Regions from separate parts of the Homo sapiens genome. Here region 1 is linked to region 2. The links are chromatin loops, found by intact Hi-C in ENCODE. Cell type or tissue: heart right ventricle. All regions are shown on one strand. Links, peaks and the distances in the headings refer to the core of each region. The heading gives the core; the rest is flanking DNA. Region 1 holds the start of LOC105378012 (a long non-coding RNA gene). Region 2 overlaps PDE7B (phosphodiesterase 7B).

Region 1 (16,712 bases), core at 6,633-10,632, 98 kb after region 2:
TTGCTCAATACATCTTAATCTAGCACACTATATCATTCCTTAACCTTAAAATTGTTTTTTAAATTAACATCCCAAATATATATCCTGTTATATGTTCTGTGAAGAAAGCTGCATATATATAATATTTTTTCAGTAGCGTCCTCTTGGATTAATTCACCAAAACATACCATCTAGTTGAACAAAATTCCTTAGGAAGTGTAACCAAGCGTACTTGGTTGAAATGAAGAGGAAATTTATGAAACTATCTTAGAATGAAAAAAAAATAGACATCAGAAAACTGTTGCCTTTTTAAAGCATCATTTCCCCCCCGTAATCCAAAATTCCTTTTCTGCTTTCTGCTCCACAATCCCATGGGCCACTGAGCGGCCGGCAGGAGCCATAATCACGGGCAGCACAAGCCAGACACAGGGTCAGGACAAATGTGAGGCCGGCACCAGCCAATGGAGGGGCTGGACCCTCTCCTGGGAGGAGCTGCCCTCCGCAGTGAAGATCAGCAGAGACTTGGCATGAAGGCCAGATCCTTGTGAGAGAAGTGGATGTCAAGGAAAAAGCTCAAAGGGACATGGAAATAGAAACCTTTGCTGCCATTGCTTTTTATTTAAATAGTAAATACTCAAAAAATTGAAAACAAAACAAACAAAAAACAAAATATCCCCCCCAAAAAAGACAAACCACCACTAACAGACATACATGGTGGAAAGTCCAGGATGACCTGTATCTTAGGTCAAATTATTCTTTTAAAAGGGTTTTATGTAAATAAAGTAATAATGAAAATGCTTAGCTTGATAGTACTAGACACACATGGTTTATGATAGAACAGACAGAGTGAAGTTGTGTAGGAGTTAAATACAACAAAACTTGACCACCACTGAGTTGAAATAACCAAGTAGAAGGGTTGGGCATGGTTTGGGGGTACAGAGAATAGTACTCCAGGGTCCACTCACCCCCAAACCTAGTTGCAAAACCTACTATTAGTGGCAAGTGACAGGGGCAGGGATGGTCAGGAGAAATGTGAGGACTTTTCCCTCAACAGCATATTGGCTACTAATGTTATGTAATTTCCTTTTACTGACCACAGAATTGCTGGTCATTAGAGCTTTTAGGCGCTACGCATTGTTGTTATCATGTGTTACCATACACAATAGAATTTACCACAAATGTGGCAATGGAACTTTAAAAAGCAAAATCCTAGGCAAATACTATGATTTGTGGAGCAATAGTTCAACAGGAGGAAGATGTGTGACTTTCTATGGGAATCTGCAGGAAGTGTGGGATCATCATGATGATTAAGGGTATTTAAAATGTACCTTTGAGTAGAGAAATTCAAAATAAAGAAAAATAAATTAAAATACCGTGGCACGGCACTCTAGCCTGAGGGACAGAGCAAGACTCCATCTCAGAAACTACAACAAAAAATACCATATACAAACATTTTAAATCATTTCACGTAAAAGTACTTATGTACCAATACTTTTGTTTTCTCCTTGCAACTCTGGGTACATGTGTGAATTATGTGAAAGTTTCATTTCATATTCACTGTATCTTCTTTCTCCCTTCACTCTAAATATCCAGGTTATATGAACTGCATCCTCCTCTTCTCAACACATGGATTAAATAAAACTTCCCTTCCAAAAAGGGATCTGAAAGTTAAACCACACTAGGGTGTGATTGACAACAATCTTGATAGTTCACTTTTCAAAATATTGGCAAGTTAAGTTTCAGAAGGCTTAAATCAAAAGATTGATTCAAAAATGCTATGAAGCAAAGAATTCTTGGATAATTTCTCCTGAATCTCTGGATACAGTCCTTGTTGGCTTCTCCTCGCTGCCTCAGGTATCACCATGACAGCATAATTTCCCATTTTTCCATATTAAAATACCAATATGCTTGGGAGAGAACATTTAGTTTGCCTTATTAGCTAATAAAACACCATTTGAATATATATGATCCTTTCCTGTCTGAAAATTAATCAAAAATGGATCTGTTAGGAAACAAGATGGTGACATAAGCTTAAGGGGGAGAGAAGTTCATTTCTTGAGATTATTATACACCAAACACATGCTCTATGTGCGCAGTGCAATGTTATTTAATCTTCTTAAGGGGCATGATGTAAGCAGTTCTTCCATTTTATAAATGAGAACATTGAGGTTCAGGGAGGTAAATTTAATTGTTGAAGCTTACAAGTGACTGAGACTCAACCAAAAGATACATGGATGCAGAGGTCTTGCTATTTTTAGGGAAATCTGAAGGCTGCAAACATAAGTGCCCCACTTGGACTCTGGCAAAGCTGGCCCCGCCACCTGCTCTGAAGACTGGACAAGGAGCAGATCTCAATTTCTGGCTCCCAGCAAGTATTTTCTCCACTAGACCACACAGAAGGCTCCAATGCAACAGTCAGGACCAGGGTTTGGTTCTTTTGCCCAGCAGCCTAAGCTAATCTCCATGAGTCAAGCCAGACCTTTCATTCTGGTTTGGGACAACCAGGGCTAAGAGTCAACCTGCATGGTGCCTCTTGTGGAAATAGTAGGGGAAAGAAAGTATCCGGAATTTGGTTCTCTGTTCCAACATCCTTTTTAAAGTGCCAATTAATCCTTCAAGGGAGTTGTCTTTACATGTGGTGTTGAGGCATGGGGGTGTGATGCACTTGTGTGAGGCACAGACTCACATAGACAGTAAGTCCCCACCAGCCATGAGCTCACAGTCCTGTGTTGGGGGTTTTCTGAACCACCTCAGCATGGCACTTTGGCATGCTGAGTGCTTTAAACCGAAGGACATTGGAAGGGTCTCAGAATCAAAGTCTGTCTCTGACTTTCTCCTGCCTTTCTTTTTCCTGTTCCCCAAGGCAGGCCATAGAAACTAGAATTCCTCTTTCCCAAGGTGGGTCATAGAAACTAGAAATATTGCTCTAAACTTTCTGTGTAGGAGCTGGCCACAAGGAAGCCATCTGACCTACCTTGCTTGAAAGCAGGTCATAAGACCCTCATTCCAGAGGGGTCCTGCTGCATACCCAGGAGAAAGAAATACCACACAAAGAGGCCAAGAAGAATCTGAACAGTCAGGCCTTGCTGGGTTTCCCCTGCAACCTATCACCATTAGATCACAACCTTTGGTCCAATCACATTTCTACATGGCTGTCCATTCTTCATTGATCCTAAGCAAAAAAATAGACAGTTTTCCCTGGGTCTTTAGGTCTTCATTTCTGAAGCCTCCCATGTCATATAAAACTTTGATTAAAGAAATGTGTTATGCTTTTCTCATGTTAACCTGTTTTTTGTTATAGGAGTGTTGGCTGTGACCCTTATGATGGGATGAAAAGGTACCACGCTTTTTCCATCCCCAAACCTGGAAAGAACTGTAGTTGGTGAGACCAGAAAATCTCACAAAAAGCAGGGAGAGGGAGGATTAAGGCTGAAACATTTTAAATAAGCCATTGTGCATCAATTAAAATAAGTGAAAGTCTAGAAAATATCCATTTTTCATTTGTGGGTGTGACAAATCTAGTCCAAAATGTATTCCCATGAATCAATTTCTTCAATCCATCTATTATTACCAAACAATTTAATCATGTTCAGTTTTTATGAAGTACAAATGAAAGGCAAACAAGAGATTGTCCTAAACAAGACAGTTCTCATAATTGTCTTTGAAGCCAACACTTTATCCCAGTTAAGATGACATTGGGGTCCCAGATGACTGTTACTTAAGGGATGATTTTCTCTCTAACTCTGCATTCTGAGGAATTCTACATAAATTTCCATTACTTTAAAGAATCTGTACTTCTATTATCCTTGTGACTCAAAGGAAACTGACAGACCAGGATGATACCATTGCCATTTTTTTCCCCAGTGGGATCTTATATTGCTCCTATCAATTTATGTAAGCCTGCAATATTTTACATATACTAACGATTCTGTGTTACATTTGCGTAGATGTTCTTTCACAATTTGTTACCTTTAACACTGGTAATTTTAATGTAATCAATGTTTTAATGTTTTAGTAATATTTCCAATGATTTCTGAGTTAAAATCCTACCCAAAGATAAGCTAAATATTTATCTATATATAGATATAGATAAATTTATAAATTATTTTCTGTAATGTGTGTGTGTGTGTGTGTGTGTGTGTATGTGTATGTTTAGCATTTCACTCTTAAATAGAATTGGAATTTATTTTTTGGTTAAAGTGATGATATAAAGTAATTTTTTTAAACAAATAATTAACAATTGTTTAAACACTGTTTACTGAATGATTAACTCACCTTTCACATTGTGATGCCAATTTTTATCATATCACTGTATATGATAAGATTTGTTTCTGGGTTATGAGGACTAAGCTCTGATTTTTTTATGTTACCCAAATTCCTACCTAAGGGGTCTAGGGAGTCATGCCCTACAAACCATAAGTTCTCATCAGATGGATTTCATTTGACCCTATATTTTGTGACTTTTCAATCTGATTCTGGCATAACATTATAAGATGAGGAAAAAATATTTAACCACAAAATATATTTCCTTGCCATATCTTGAAATTGCCCTGCAAAGTCCCTTGTGGGAAAAAACCACATTCTGTAGAGAATCCCTTTTCCCCTTTGTTTTCCTTCCTTTCTTTCCAGATCCAGAAGACAATCAGCTAAGAGCCAGGCATCCTTTTAAGTCTGGTAAGAAACAATTTACAACCTGTTCTTTCTGAAGTCTGCTATCTGAGAGCTTCCTCTGCACAATAAAACTTGGTCTCTGCAATCCTTTATTTTTAACGTGAACATTCATTTCTATCCATCCCAAGTCTTAGACAAGCTCAACCAATTGTCAACCAGAAAATGTTTAAATTTACCTGTAGCCTGAAAGCCTCCCACTTTGAGTTGTCCCACCTTTCTGGACCAAACCAATGTATTTCTTAAATGTATTTGATTGGTGTCACATGCCTTCCTAAAATATATAAAACCAAGCTGTACCCCAGCCACCTTGGATGCATGTTCTCAGGACCTCCTGAGGGCTGTGTCATGGGCCATCGTCACTCATATTTGGCTCAGAATAAATCTCTTCAAATATTGTACGGAGTTTAACTCTTTTCATCAACAGTTACATATTTTTCCCACTGGTTTTTCTGAATCTTCTTATATATTAATTCAAAATATGAAGTATTATTAAGTATAAAAAGCCATGTTAACCTTTATTACTTGTTTCCTGGGTTTTATGGTTTTTTTCTCCATAAAAATAAAAATTTGCTTTGCGTATTACTTGATTTTTTCATGCAACACCTAAAAACAATATATATTCAATACAATATTAAGAATATATAACATTTGTTTAGAGTTTGTATATGCCGGGCACCATTCAAAGTGTAAACCAAAAATAAAATTCTGAGCCCCCCAACCTACTAACTGAATGGACCCCATCCTCTCAGTCAAAGGGATTTCGGAGAAATCTAAAAAACTAGTTCTGACCATGATGGGAAGGAGGTTTGAATGTGCCTTGTTATACTCTCCTTCCTTTGGAATTCAGGCACCATCGACTCACATTAACATTAAAACAGAGATCTTAAGACTGAGGAAACAGACTCTTTGTAGCAATAAGATACCAATTTCCAACCTGACTCTAGTATAGCATCACGTGACAGATGGCAGTCCCTGAAAGAAATCAAAGTATTTTACCCCAAAATATATTTCTTTGACATATTTTGAAACGGCCCTGCAAAGCTATCTCTTGTGGGAAGAATTTACACTTTGTAGAGAATCCCCTTCCCTTTCCAGGTCTTTTCCTGATCCTTGAGTGATTTAATTAAGAGTTTGGCACATTTTAAGATCTGATAAGATACATTTACCATGATCACTGTCTTTGAAGCTTGCTACCTGGAGGCTTCATCTATATAACAAGAACCTTGACTTCCATAGCCCCCCTTGTCTTAACCCCAAGCATTTCTTTCTGCTGACTTTAACTCTTTAGATTAGGAGTGTCCAATCATTTGGCTTCCCTGGGCCACACTGGAAGAATTGTCTTGGGCCACACATAAAATACACTAACACCAACCATAGCTGATGAGCTTAAAAAAAAAAAATTACAAAAAAATTTCATAATGTTTTAAGTGTATAAATTTGTATTGGGCCGCATTAAAAGCTGTCCTGGGCTGCATGTGGCCTGCAGGCTGCAGGTTGGACAAGCTTGCTTTAGATAACCTAACTCTTTCAACAAATTGCCAATCAGGAAATCTTTGAATTTACCTATGACCTGGAAGTCACACTCCCCGGCCCCCCTCGATGTCCTGCCTTTCCAGGCCGAACCAATGTGAATCTTATATGTATTATGTTTTTGCCTGTAATTTCTGTCTCCCTAAAGTGTATACAATCAAGCTGTAACCCAACCACCTTGGGCACATATTCTCAGGAATTCCTGAGGCTGTGTCACAGATCATGGTCCTCACATTTGGCTCAGAATAAATATCTTCAAATATTTTATAGAGTTTGGCTTTTTTGGTCAACGAAAATGTCTTATATCAACTTGGCTGGATCATGGTGCCCATATATGTAATCACATTATTCTGGTTGTTACTTTGAGGGTGTTTTTGAGATTAACATTTAAATTGGTGGACTGTGAGCAAAATAAATTGCCCTCCATAATTATTCAATCAGTTGAAGGCCTTAACAGAACAAAAGATTAACCTTCCCTGGAGCAAGAGATAATTCTGCCAGCAAATGACCTTTGGACTTGAGCTGCAACACTGGCTTTTCCCTGGGTCTCCAGGCGCCAGTCCGCCCTGCAGATTTTGGACTGGCCAGCCTCCGTAACGTGTGCCAATTCCTTAACATAAATCTCTGTGTGTGTGTGTGTGTGTTTGTGTGTGTGTATCTCTGTCACACACACACATATATAGAACATATCCAATATTTTATATATATGTTTTTTTCCCTCTAGACAACCATGACATACATAAGGTTAAGTAATTTGCTCATCACAACATCCCCAAGGGGAAGGTATACAATTATCATTTTTATTTTACAGGTGAGGACACTGAAGTCCAGAAAACTTAAATAGCTTGTCCAAGGTCATTCAACCAGTACATGACAGGATGAGGATTCAAACTCATAGCCCACAATTTGAACAATACAAATATACTTTTTAAGATCAATGAAACAGACTTTTAAAAATCCTAGGATAATAAAATTGTAATTCCTCATTTTCTTTAACACTTTTTTCATGGAGATCAAAATATTTTAGAGCAAACATTGTCAAACAAGCCCTTGACAAGCAAGCACTAAGAAGTCATTTGCCCTTCTCACTCTCATTTCCTTATGAGTAGAGTTTTTCCATAGCTATATGAAATATTGAGAGCAGCAGGAGGCAGCCAAATGCCTAAGCATGTAGGGGCGGGTCCCCAGCGAAATCCCACGTCCAAGCCAAAGACAGTTTAAAGCCTGAAAGCCAAGCTACAAGTTAACTCCTCGAACCAGATTGAGAACCCGCTTTCCTGTTTGGTGTGCTTTCCTCTGATTGATCTCCACCCTTCACCCATTTTACACATACCTACCCTTTCCTAATTGATTTTCTACAATGTCGTGCCCACCTTTGAGTGGCATCTTTGCTTTGACCTTTTTTGCATACTCACAAACCAGTCAGCACACACTCCCTATTCTGAGCCCTTAAAAAGCCCTGGGCTCGGTTATATTGAGAACTCTCCTGCCTTTGGATAGGGGGACCATCCCCGTCCCCTTCCTGAAAAAGCTGTTTCATCACTCAATAAAATTTCCTGCCTTGCTCACTCTAAGAGTGCCCAGGTGCCTACTTCTTCCTGGTCATGAGACAAGAACCCAGACCTAGCTGAGCTAAGGAGCAAGAAATCCGGCATCAATATGACGACATCATTGCACTGATGTTAACAGGTAGTATGTTTGTTTTTGTTAATTTTAAATGAATTAGTAAATAAATTTTTAAAAACTCTCAGGTTTAACTTTTAATACAATAAATACATATTGATATTATTTACATGAACAAAAGCCCTTTGGGGTCCTAAGTAATGTATGAATTTTAAAGGGATACTGAGACCAAGAAGTTTGAGAATTGTTTTAGAGGCATTACAAAACTTAGGACATTTTTGTGAAATAAATACTGTTATTAATTTAGCAGATGCATTTTCACAGTTTTTATAGAATTCTTTAAATCTTCTCATACTCAAATCTGGATAAGTGAGGGAAAAAAACTTAAGCTTAAAACTAATCTTCAGTAATATCCTGGATGCTATTATATTTTTCAGCTTTTAATGTTTTTACTTGGCCATCATCAGAATAATTTTGGGCCCTGAGTCTATAGTGCAGTCATATTTTTCTTTCCCGATTTTATCCGACACCAACTGGATAAACGTTATATTCTTAAAATGGTGAATAAAAGACTAACAAAACATTTTGCTGACTTTCTCAAATGTTAAATATCAGGCATTTGTGAGAGGGCCCACTAAAAATGTATGTGGTGGAGAAAGATCTGCCTGCAGGCGCCTGGGCACACAGTGACTCTGCACTTTCTGGTCCAGTTTCCTGTGGCTGCCTAGGGCAGTCCACATCCCCTGGGCATTCTCCCAAGGGTGGGGCAGCAGCCATCACAACCTAATACCACTTTCGTAAGTAGTTTGAAGGGGCAGCAGCAAAGCTCAGGCAGAATGAATTGAGCCTGACCGTCCTCAGATCATTATCCTGAAGATGTGGCCTGGCTTAGCTCCAGTGCAGACAATAGGAGGGTGTTCAGAAAGCTCATCTTCCCCTCCATATTTGGCAAATGTGTGTTCTCTCAGTCCGCTAGGGAATATGCAGCAGCAAGCCACTATCTCAGTGTTATCAGATGAGTCAATGAGATGGAAAAGAGGAATCCCGGACTGATTCCTCTCTCTCACCACTGTTTCTGAAGAGTCTTGTTCTAACAAAATCAATAAGACCAACATTCCTTATGTCCCTATGGAACACTGCAGTTTACAAAATACACTCACTTTCATGATCCCTCAAGGACACTGTGAAGTAGCCCAGGTAGGTACTGTCATCCTTATTTTAAAGATCAGAAAACTGAGAATCCAAAGTGTCGAGCAATTGACTCGAGGTCACAGGGAGCATGACCCTCACCAGGCCTGGAGGCCAGCTTGTGTTTTCAGTCCCACATCAGGCCTCTGACTCTGCAGAGGGCACACACAGAACGCTTCCTCATTATACATGATTATTATTTAACCTCAGGGATGTTTTTGCACAATGCTATTTTAAGGAAGGTAGAGACAAAAAGAAGAAAGTGAAGGCTGAAAGGAAGAGAAAACATATTAGGGGAAATGCTCATTTTTTAATAGAATTCATGAGAACATTGTCAACTCCCAGAGATTAAAAAAAAGAATACTGGATATGCACCAAAGTCATCACTGGAAATAGTATGAAAACACCTGTTGACACCAGTTTTCTTTATAAGTGGCAGTGGTCAAAATGGATCAGGGTGCTGCGGAGATCCCAAGTTTGGGAGGGGGGTCCTTCAGCATTCATCAGAGTGCTCTCTGCAAGTCTGTGAACGTGCAGAGGCAGGAGCCTGGGGTCCAGAGCTCCTGCTGAACCCAGAATGGCCTTTCAGTAGGATGTGCTAGAGTCTCTTTAGCCATTAATTACTTTTACAGCTGCTGCTCTAAAAACAGAAGGGATAAAAATTGCACTGTTTGTTCCATTGAAAGTGCAAAAAGGGATAGCCAAAAGAAATCCATGGACTCTGCCTTGCAAATGAACCAAATAAACTTTCCCTTTAATGTGTTTCTGCTTATCTGAAAATCACTTATAAGAGAGGAGTAACAAAATAACAAGGTGGCAACATTTTTTTAAAACTTCAAAACCATGAATGAGGTTATAAGTAAAGTACTGATGGCCCAGTGAGTGTGAAGTTAATAAGCCTGTCACCCCTGCATGCTGTCTAGTCTTGGGTATCTGGGATATTCTTTTTACCCAGGCATGTGACCGTGCTTCTGTCTTGGTGGAAGAGAGCTTATAACAGAAATTAAAATAACTTTATTAACAAAATTAAAATATATTCATCTTCACTTTATTTTGTGGGTTGAGACTTGTATTTGCTACATGCATATGGACTTGCGCATCTACTCTGAACACCACTACGGTTCTGCACAGTGATCTTTGTTAGTTATTTCTACCTTAGTTCCCATTCTCTATCACTTAGTTTCTGTTTCTTCACTTACCAGCACTAACTTTTTACAGCCGCAGTTTCAAGGCAAATCTCTCCTTCTTCCCTCTGAGGGGCATTCATTTGTATAACCATTGCCGCTTCCAATTACTCCACTGAGTAAGTGCCACTTAAGATTCTCATCAGCCTGTTGTTACCATTATTCCAGTGCAGTAGCAACCATGAATGCCAGATTTGAAAAACATATTTGAAACTAGGAAAAACATAGTGGAAAAAATTAAATGTGATACCTACTCTTTCAGTAATTCCCTCGTGTGTGTTTTTCAAATGAAGAGTTGATTAATGATAATATGAAAAACACTCCTGAAGCCAGCGTATCAATTACTGTCTTTAAATTAATGAGCCCTAGGTACTTTTCTTTCTGATTGACATAGCCCCTTTTAAAAATTTCCGTCTCTTTAATTGAGCATAAAACTATAATTGTTTTTTACAGTCTCTTTATGGGGTGTGCCATAATACACTGACATTCTGTACAGGAGTTTATACCTTGAAACAATTATATGTTTATATCCTGGATAAAAAATTAAGTTATTGAATATGATTCAAGATTTTCTAAATCATACCAAATTCTTCTTCACAGGAAATATGTCATATCCATGTTTTAGTGTAGTGTGTGGTAACAGTCTTTGGATCACGTGTCACATAAATAGTACCACGGTAGCATTTGTATTTGACAAGTAAGTTATAGCTATAAATAAGCCATTATATGGAGGAGAATATCAAACTTTTCTTTACTTCTTTACCCAATTAGCAGATTTTAAGAAAGGAATTTAGAATTCATTATCATACCTTTATCAGTAGTGATGAAGGGTGTGGGCTCTGGAGGAGAGAATCAGGGGAGTAAATATTAGCCTTGCGACTTTTGGCTTGTAGAGAGGAAAAACTTTTCCTATGCCCTCTTATCTTCTGTAGTTGGGGCCTGTGAATTAAATTAATAGAAGACAGATTAACAGAAGAAAAGCATGCAAAATTTACTGGATGTTAATCTTTGTACATGTACATGGGCTTTGAAGAAACAGAAGGAAACAGCCCAAAGAAGTGACTAGACTTGGCCTTATACACCATTTTAACAAAGAGTGATAAATTATGGAGAAGTGACTACACAAAAGAAAGGGGCTTGGCTTTCTAGGAGTGGCAAATTGTGGGAAGGTAAATATATGGGGGAAATTAACTGCTAGATAAAGGTTATGTAGTAAGGTTTGTCTATACAGACTTATTTAGGTGCTGTCTCCATTTCCAGTGGTACAGTTTGTTATCCCTTTCCTGATATGGAAGGTGGGGAAATACTTTCACAAGAAAGCTTTATGCCCTATGTTTAGGCAGATAGGGGAGGGAAAAGAGCTCTTCTTGTGTCTGCTTTTTCTCAATTGCCTTCAACTTAAAATAATTATTATGCCAAAGTGGCATATTTTGGCGTGACATATTCTAATCCCCTTCAGATGTTATGACTGTCAGCAAGTTCTTATACTCCTCCAAGCCTCAGCCTCCTCCTGGGCAAATGAAGACAATAATGGTATCTATTTCTTAGGGTTGTTATGGGCATTCAATAGATAATACATATGAGCAGCTCAGCACAGAAGTAGGTACATAATAAGTGTTCAATAAAGGAGAGCTATCATTCTTATTTTTATCTCCAGAATCCGTTTTTTGCTTTCACCTATAGAGATATAGACAGTACATGCATACCAACTCTGCCCATTAATTAGCATATATATATATATGTATTTAAGAAGTGGAGGAATGAGAAAAAACAATATCAGGATCATTTAGTCTTAAGCGTAAAGTGTTAAGGAGGATTTAAACAGCAATGTTTAAGCTGAAGATAAAAAAGGGAGGAGGTTTAAATTAAGGAATAAAAATATTTAGGTTCAGATTAAATAATTTATCAGATACAACTCCTTAGTTATGGGTGTGTGTATGTAATTAGATCTCCTCATCATCTACTCTTAAAACCAGACTTATCGCTTTTACTCTCCACTCCAATCACCCACCAGGTCATGCTGATGTTAACTGGCTCATGCCCATCACTTCTTTTTAGTTCCCAATGTTACCTCCTAGGCTGAGTTTTCATCTTGTTAAACCTAGATTAATGTAATACCTTCTAAACAGTCTCTTAATCTTTTAATATCTTCCTTATTCTATTCAATCCTGTGTTCTGCCAACCAATTACTATTCCTCAAAAACCACTTTGTTTAATCTCTCTGAATTCCGACTGCCTACATAGTAAGATTCTAATTCTTTGGTTTAGCTTTCAAGATTCTATTCAATCCAACTTTAACCTACCTTTTTTGTTCCATTCCTCTCCCCTCCCCATCCACTCTAGTTAGAGGGATGTGGACTAGAATGGGAATAAGGACGCAGACTCCAGAGCAGACTGCCTGCATGAACTCCAGGTCCCCACCAGCCAGTTCTAAACTAAAAGTTCAGATATTCTGAACCATGGAACAAACATGATGTGGCCTGCTGAAGTAGAAATGTGGACTTTTGGGATGTGAGACCGAAATCACTCATAGATAAGGGTCCTTCCTAAATCTACAGAGTGGGCAACAAACCTAATTCACTTGTTAAAATAATCATTGAGATGGAAATTGCAAACGTTCTGACTCTGGAGAGACAGAGGGTGACTGGCAGGCAAAGGAGAAATCTCAGGCTTCAGTAATGAGAATTTTTCATGAGTCGCCTAATCAAGCTCATGAGACCTGGAGAGTCTATGAGGAAAGGGTTCAGTGATAGAGAAAGCCGGAGATGATGAGGCTGGGAGAGTAAGCTTCTCTTACCATTGTTCTCTATTCTCCCTACTCCCATATTCTTCCAGTGGGACAAAGTGCCCCAAAGTATAAGTCAGTGTGTCCCAAGGGGTCTGGAGTTTAGGTACCTGAACATGGAAGAGGGCCTTGCTAAACTGGTGAGTATCAGAGTTGGGTGGGTGCTAGTGTCACAGGTGTGACAAGTCATCCAGGTTGGATTTGGGCATCAGTCAGAGGACACGGAGGAAAACAGAGAGTTTGGATAGGCTCCCACACCTGTGGGAGATCAGCTCCCCACTATTTCCTTGAAGCCCAAGACGTCATTAATTCCTAGCTTTTTGTGGCTCCAAAGCAATTTGCCCATGCACTGGCTTTCTGAATGGTGTTTGGACTATCACCTACGCAGAATCTTCCATTTTTCCTGGATGATATTTATCCTCATGTTTTTATGTCACCAAATGTTCTTTGGAATAATAACTGTAACATTTTTTGAGTGCCTGCTATATTCTAGAGCCTTTAAAATCTTTATATTCACCATCAGCCCTGCTTTATTAATATAGAAACTAAGCCTATGTAGGTTAAGTGGTACAGCCAGGACCCTAACCCAAGTCCGTCTGTGTCCAGAGCACAAATTATTGTAGCTTTCTTCATAAAAATCTGTAAATTTCTCATCTCTCTCTCTTTCTCTTTTAACCCACAGGTTTGACCTTTCTCTCATCCCCAGCAAAGTTCTGAATGCGGGTTCTGACTCTGAGCTGAAGGCATACTTCATGAAGTTTCCTGCTGCCCTTTCACTACACAGCTGGACTTGGAGGCAAACTTGGAGATAAAAATATAGTTCCCGTGCTATCCCTTATAAAGATTTAAGAGAAAGTATAGAAAGAAAGGCAAAGCTAATTACTCAATATGCATCCGTTAGTTTTAATGCAATAAAAGAGTCAGTCCCATAATATAGCAAAGGTTACACTTAAAACTTAAATGCAAGATATTAGAAAGTACTTCATAAGAAATTAATGCTGTACTATTAGGGCCTTTAAACCAAGCAGTCAATGCATCAACAAATCTTTATAGGGAAACTATTATGTGGCAGACAAGGTTAGGTGGCTGCAATATGTCTGCCTTTGTTGATGAGTTTCATCTTTCCTATTGAGCGGCCTATAAACATGGCAGCATTCCTATGTCCAGTTTACCTATTATAAAATCTTAAATGAATTATGTTAAAAATCATGCTAGCAGTACCAATGAATTTTTTAGAGACAATGCTTTATTGGATTCATTTCTTTTTTTCCAACTATTTTGTCTGGAAAGATGGGATTTTTAAAATGTATAATGACATTTTGGCTAATAATTATAGTTTAGAACTTCATTCTTTCCGTCAAGAACTGTTATTTGAGTGCTGGATCAAATGGCTTTTCTACAGATCTCGTTCCTTCAGATCTACGTAACTAAAGCTCTGTTTAAAAAACAAACAAAAATTCACATGCTAGTGCTGTTACAGAAGTTTTATCAGACTGGCAGTCCAAGTGGTTAAAATTCCTTGTAACGGGTATCAGTTTGAAAAGATTCTTGACTGGGTGTAGTGACTTATGGCTGTAATTCCAGTGCTTTTGAAGGCCAAGGCAGGAGGCTTGCTTGAGGCCAGGAGTTTAAGACCAGCCTGGGCAACATAAGTAGACCCTGTACTTGCAAAAAAAAAAAAAAAATTAATAAATAAATTAACCAGGAGTGCTAATGTGTGCCTGTAATCCTAGCTACTTGGGAGACTGAGGCAGGAAGATTGCTTGAGCCCAGGAGTTTGAGGCTGCAGTGAGCTGTGATTGCACCACTACACTGCAGCCTAGGTGACAGAGTGAGACCCTGTCTCTAATACATAAATAAATAAAAACAAAGATTCTTAATACCCTTTACCTTTTTCATTAGGAAATATTTTATTAGGAAATTTATTAGGAAATATTTCATTAGTGAAGGAAAGTCTCACTTTTTAAACTTGACTTTGACCAACACTCTGTTCTCATGACTTATGTCCCTTTAATACCTAAATCATTTGCCTAGCTAATTGGGCCTGCACCAGTGTGTACTGTTAGATCCCATGGAACGTTGACCTGACAGGTGTTCTATTTGTCAGGCAGGGCTTTCCTTGGCTTCCCTTTTATCATTTCTTCTTCCTGCTTCTTCAAGAGACTTATGACTCTCTGTCATAAGCTCTCAGTTATAGAACAGAGCTATACATAAAACGTGCATATACACAAATGGGTAAGGAGTATACCTGCACTAAATAATTCTTTCTCTCTGAAACTCAATAACAACTGGCCTCTTGTCTGAAAAACATCAGGACTCTTGCACTAAAGACCAGGCAGCCATCCAGCTGTGCCCAGTTGCTATTTTTTGGTATCCATTCTAAGAAGTTATCATTTTCATGAGAATGAAAATGTTGTACCACAGAAATTTTAACTTTGGAAAGCAACTCTTTGGAGTTCTAATTTCTCGTAGGGCAATATTTTTCAGGCTTGTTGGGTTTCTGTGTTTGAACATCTGAGTTCTCACTTTTAGAGGCTTGTGCTTCCTAGCACTCTATCCTATTACACCTATGCCAGGACTTGGTAGCTAAAGTATAAGCTGAAATAATTATGTCGTTAATTCATGCTAAAACCTGTCTTACTCCATTTAGCAAGTTTTATTTTGATATATCCATACAATCACTTCAAATCACTACTTCATTTTGGCAATGCTAAATTGTTTATACAACGCTACTGTTCATGCTCATCCTGCAGAACAGCTAGTGAAGTATGTCTGTAACCATATGGCTTGTTGTTATCATATCATTATACCTCATTTAATAACAGTTCCTAATATATTGGGTATTGCATAGAAGACACTCAAATTTTTTTTTTGTAAGTAAGTACTGTTAACAAGGCAAGCTTCTGTCAGTAGGTTACGCTAATATTCAATTTGTATCATATTTAGATAACATCTTGAATGTGTAATTATTTCTATTTGACTCAATGGCCTCGGTTGCTGATGAGAACCCAAGCTTTGAGAATCAGAGATTGGTTCTTTCTTACTAAGTAAAACAATGCATTATTTATTTTAGAGTTAATCCAAACTGACATTTTTATGACTGCTATGGACAAAATGTTTGTATCTCCCCAAAATTCATATGTTGAAGCCCTAATCCCCTGTGTGGTTGTTTGGAGATGAGACCTCTAAGGAAGAAATTAAGGTTAAGCGAGGTCATAATGGTGACAGGCTCTCATCAAACAGGATTAGTGTCCTTATAAAAAGGGACATCAGAGACCACTGTACTGGCACATTCTCCATGTCCAGCCCCTAAACCAATCCTGCTCACAACTTGATCTTGGACTTCCAGACTCTGAAAGTCCAGCAAAGACAAGTGAGCATTTATAGACAAGAAGCAAGTTGGGGCAGTGGATGGAAAATTACTAAGAGGAAACATGAGGAGTAAGAAGGGATTCTGGTTAAATCAGCTTAACAGGATTCTTGCTGAAGTCAGGGCAGAGTAATCAGATATCATCTGGGAGGTGGTGGGAGATAAGGAATTTGGTCAAATATTGACAATGATCAGATATGAAGGGTGAGAGATTCTGGTTAAACAAATTTGACAGAATTTTTGCTAAAATTGGGCAATGCAAAAACAGACATGGAAACCCACAGTTCAGGGCCTCGGATTGTCTCTCACAGGGTTGCAAAAATAATCTGCTATGTTTTCTTCAAGAGGTTTTAGAATTTTATCTTTTACATTCAGGACTATG
Region 2 (4,000 bases), core at 1-4,000:
GCCACTTGTCCTGCCATTCAATATAAATATTATGTATACTACAAATGCAAGGCACATATATGAAATTTAAAAATTTCTAGCAGCTAAATATTTCTAGTAGTCAAAAATATTATACAATTTTTCATGAGATATTTTACTTTTTTTGTACTAGCTCTTTGAAGTCTTGTAGTACATCTCAATTCAGAGCTTCACAGCAAGAGCTCAAAATCTACAAGAGACTTGTAGTTACCATATTGGATAGTGCAGATTTGGACTTTTGTGGTTTTCTGCATAGGTTCACAGTGCCTGGCCCCTAATAATTAGACCATGTCTTCTCATACACAGCAAACACAAAAACACATAGATAGCATGGTGAAAAATCATATTCAAACACAGACTTAGGAAACTGACATAATAAAACAGCAGAATGTTTCTGGGTCAACTCAAGGATTTGCATCTAAAGTCTACCATAAACTTTTGTAAATTGTTTATATCACGTTGGTTTAAAAGTTTGTTCAAAGATGGACAAACTATTTGTTGAGTGTTGAGAAAATCCTATCCTTGGTTATAGAAAAAGAGGACTTCAGTTTCCCCTGGGGAGAAGAAATATATGATGTGTGGTGGCCAAGGTCATCCAGTTGGTCACTGAAGAAAATTCACCAACCATCCAAAATAAGGGCAGTTAGGGTTTGCTTATATTTTTCCCTGAACAGCTGTGGGTGTGGAGATTTAATGGATCACCTAGAATTTTCCTGCCACAGCTAATGATTCATAGGGACAGCTTATGAGTTAATTAGAGCTCTCCCAGCCTTCTTGTAAATAAAGACTATGTTTAATGAGATGTTCATTGTAATTACTGAATCCCTTTTTATAGCCAAATGTTTTTGCTTTTTAATTCTTACATTTTAAATATTTTTCCTCCTGTGAAAGATTTATGTACACAGGGTAGAGCCTTGTGTTATCAACTGCATAATTACTGCCCCACCAATCTGTTTTTTAAACTCCTTCTTAGTCATGCTTCTGAGACCAGAATGTAGGTTAATCATGCAGAATGATGGTCAGATATTTTCTAAGAATATGGGGTTACTCTTGGGGAAATTTTCATTAATATTCTCATAAAATAATCTCCTTGGCTGTGTCGAGATAATGCAATAAAAAAAGTTTAAAAATTGCCAGGGGTTAGATGCGGGGGCAGGGGGTGGTGAAGGTAGTGGGTGGAGCCGGGGTTGTGGGAGGGATGAGTGGCTGGAACACAGAAGATTTTTAGGGCAGTGAAAATACTCCATATGGCACTATAAAGAAGGATTGATATCATTATACATTTTTCCAAACTCATAGAATGTACAACACCAAAAGTGAACCCTAAGGGACTCTATGGACTTAGGATGATAATGATGTGTCATTGTAGATGCATCAACTGTAGCAAACTTTGGTGGGGGATGTGGATAATGGAGGAGGCTATGCCTGTGTGGGGGCAAGTGGCTTATGGGGAATATATCTTCCTCCAAATTTTGCTGTGAACCTAAAACTTCTGTAAAAAAGAAAGTCTTTAAAAGTGAAAAACAAAACAAAACAAAAAACAAACAATTAGTGAGTAGTTACTTGTATAACCTCGGTGTTACTGACAGTTCTAAAGTGCTGACTGTGATACTGGCTTCTAGAGGAGTGGGACCTGTGGATACCAAGATTGTCCCAACACCATCTAAGCACAGATATTGGTAAGTGAGGAGTTGGATCCCCCTTGGATGTTGTAGTGGGTAAGCTTTGAGGTTCATACTCTTTGAGTTTCACACCCTCCCTGGTGAACTTAGCTGTGTTCACAAATGACTGTATATTGGTAACAGCTATATCGCATGTCAGACATCATTCCTAAATTTCAAACTCATATTTCAAGTGTCCTTATTGGATATCCTCACCTATTCCCACAGACACTACAAAAGCAATACACCTGTCAGGATTTTAGGTAGCAAGCAACAGGAACAGTCTCTTGCAAATGTAAGCAGTAGAGGGCGCCATTACAAGACTAGCTGGCTCATAGTGCTGGAGAATTAGATGTGAGCTCTTCAGCCTAGAGCTAGTCCCAAGATCACACCTGCGTTTGCCGAGGATCCGAGTCTACGGCTGCTGACCTTGCAATGCTGTACCTTGCACTTTTGTCTCCACCAGCACTGGGCTCTGGGCCCCACCCTATCACCAGGCCACTTTTGCGTAGACACTTTGATCTTCCCGCAGCAACTCCAGAAAGCAGTTAAAAATTCTACTTGGTGAAATATAAAATAAAATTAAAAATATAAAAATAACATATATGATTATTATGAACTATCATACAAAGAGAATATTTATTTATTTATTTATTATTTATTTATTTGTGGAGACAGGGTCTCATTCTGTGGCCCAGGCTGGAGTGCAGTGGCATGATCTCGGCTCACTGCAACCTCCACATTCCCAGTTCAAGCAATTCTCGTGCCTCAGCCTCTGGAGAAGCTGGGATTATAGGCGCACACCACCACTCCCAGCTAATTTTTGTAGTTTTGGAGTTTCGCCACATTGGCCAGGCTGGTCTCAAACTCTTGGCCTCAAGTGATACGTCCACCTCGGCCTCCCATAGTGCTGGGATTATAGGAAGAATATATAACTATTAATGCACAATTTAAAGAATGATCAGAGAGTACCCATGTTCCCATCTTCAGGGCACGAAAGAAGATATGACAGCACCACACCTCTGAGATCCCTTCTGTTTCTCTACACACTCGCATTCCTCTTCATCTATCCAGAGGAAATGACCACTCCGAATTTTTTTTTCTTTTTAAAATTTCACAGTAATTTAACAACAATTTTACATGCCCCACAACAATTCAAAACACAAAGTCATTTATATTAAAAGTTAAGGAACATAACTGAATTCTCAAATATTGTCATAACTAACATAAGATCCAAAGTTCACTTTGATAACTTAATGCTTTAACTAACAAAATCCACTTATCTTGATCATGCATAGATTAGTTTATAATAATTGAAAAAGGCAAATATTTCTAGGTACTGGAGATACCAGGTAAACTTGTGGTAAATTCTCTGTGATTTCGTTCATACTATAACAGACTTTTCTACTTGATGCTGGTGTTTTTTTGACCATTCAGAAATTTATCTTATTCTCTTTCTTTTCTTTCTCACTAGACCCACCTACATAGGTATTCCCCAAGCAGCATATTATTGTATGTTGCCTGAACTTTTTGCAAATGGGAACAAATTGGATACTTGTGCTTCCTTCTTTCAAACTTAGATTTTCAAGTTTCCTCCATTTTGAGATATAGCTCTATTTTATTCATTTTGCCTGTGGTATTGTACTCTAATGTGTGAATATAATACAATGTACTTATCCTTTCCCCTCTTGGTAGACATTTCAGTTGCTTCCAGTGTTTCATTTTTGTTTTTTTTAACATATTCTTATAAATATTTTTATACAGATACATGTAAATGTTTCTTTAGGTAAATATCTAGGAGTAAACTTACTGAATTGTAAAATAGGTGATGACAATAGTTTCTAAGGAAATTGGACCAATTTACACTCCTAAAAGCAGATGATAGGCCGGGTGCGGTGTCTCACGCCTGTAATCCCAGCTCTTTAGGAGGCCAAAGTGGGAGGATCACCTGAGGTTGGGATACGAGACCAGCCTGACCGATATGGAGAAACCCCGGTCTCTCCTAAAAAAAAAATACAAAATTAGTCGGGCGTGGTGGCACATGCCTGTAATCCCAGCAGCTCAGGAGGTTGAGGCAGGAGAATTGCTTGAACCCAGGAGGTGTAGGTTGCAGTGAGCCAAGATCACACCACTGCAGTTCAGCCTGGGCGACAAGAGCAAAACTCCGTCTCAAGAAAAAAAAAAAAAAGCAGTTGACAAACCTTCTTGTTTCTTCATAATACTCCACAAAATATTATCTAACTTTCAAATTTCTGCCAATTTGGTAAATATGAAATAATATCTCCTAAGAACTTAATTTTGCATTCCTGAGATTTTCAGTT

The links. Hi-C counts contacts between places; a loop is a spot of excess contacts. Peaks named below come from ENCODE experiments on the same cell type or tissue, not always from the same donor. Only the 100,000 strongest peaks of a DNase experiment are listed, where the experiment ranks them.
Region 1: a loop joins it to region 2, with 2.1 times the contacts of the local background. A loop is called at or near these places in 1 of 110 quality-filtered maps.

Annotation. Positions count from the first base shown.
Region 1 is chr6:135,804,249-135,820,960 of GRCh38, reverse strand. LOC105378012 (a long non-coding RNA gene) reads left to right here and starts at 14,790. Exons shown (of 3, transcript XR_943034.3): 1 at 14,790-16,333. LOC101928326 (a long non-coding RNA gene) reads left to right here and starts at 11,104. Exons shown (of 2, transcript XR_245604.4): 1 at 11,104-13,100; 2 at 13,643-13,816. In heart right ventricle, for the core only: no CTCF peak of the experiment used is centred there; a DNase peak (open chromatin) is centred at 8,601; H3K27ac peaks cover 2,361 bases.
Region 2 is chr6:135,907,956-135,911,955 of GRCh38, reverse strand. All of the region lies in intron 1 of PDE7B (phosphodiesterase 7B), which reads right to left. Among named protein-coding and RNA genes, the nearest start is that of PDE7B, 58 kb to the right of the region's middle. In heart right ventricle, for the core only: a CTCF peak has its summit at 1,975 (motif pointing right); a DNase peak (open chromatin) is centred at 2,066.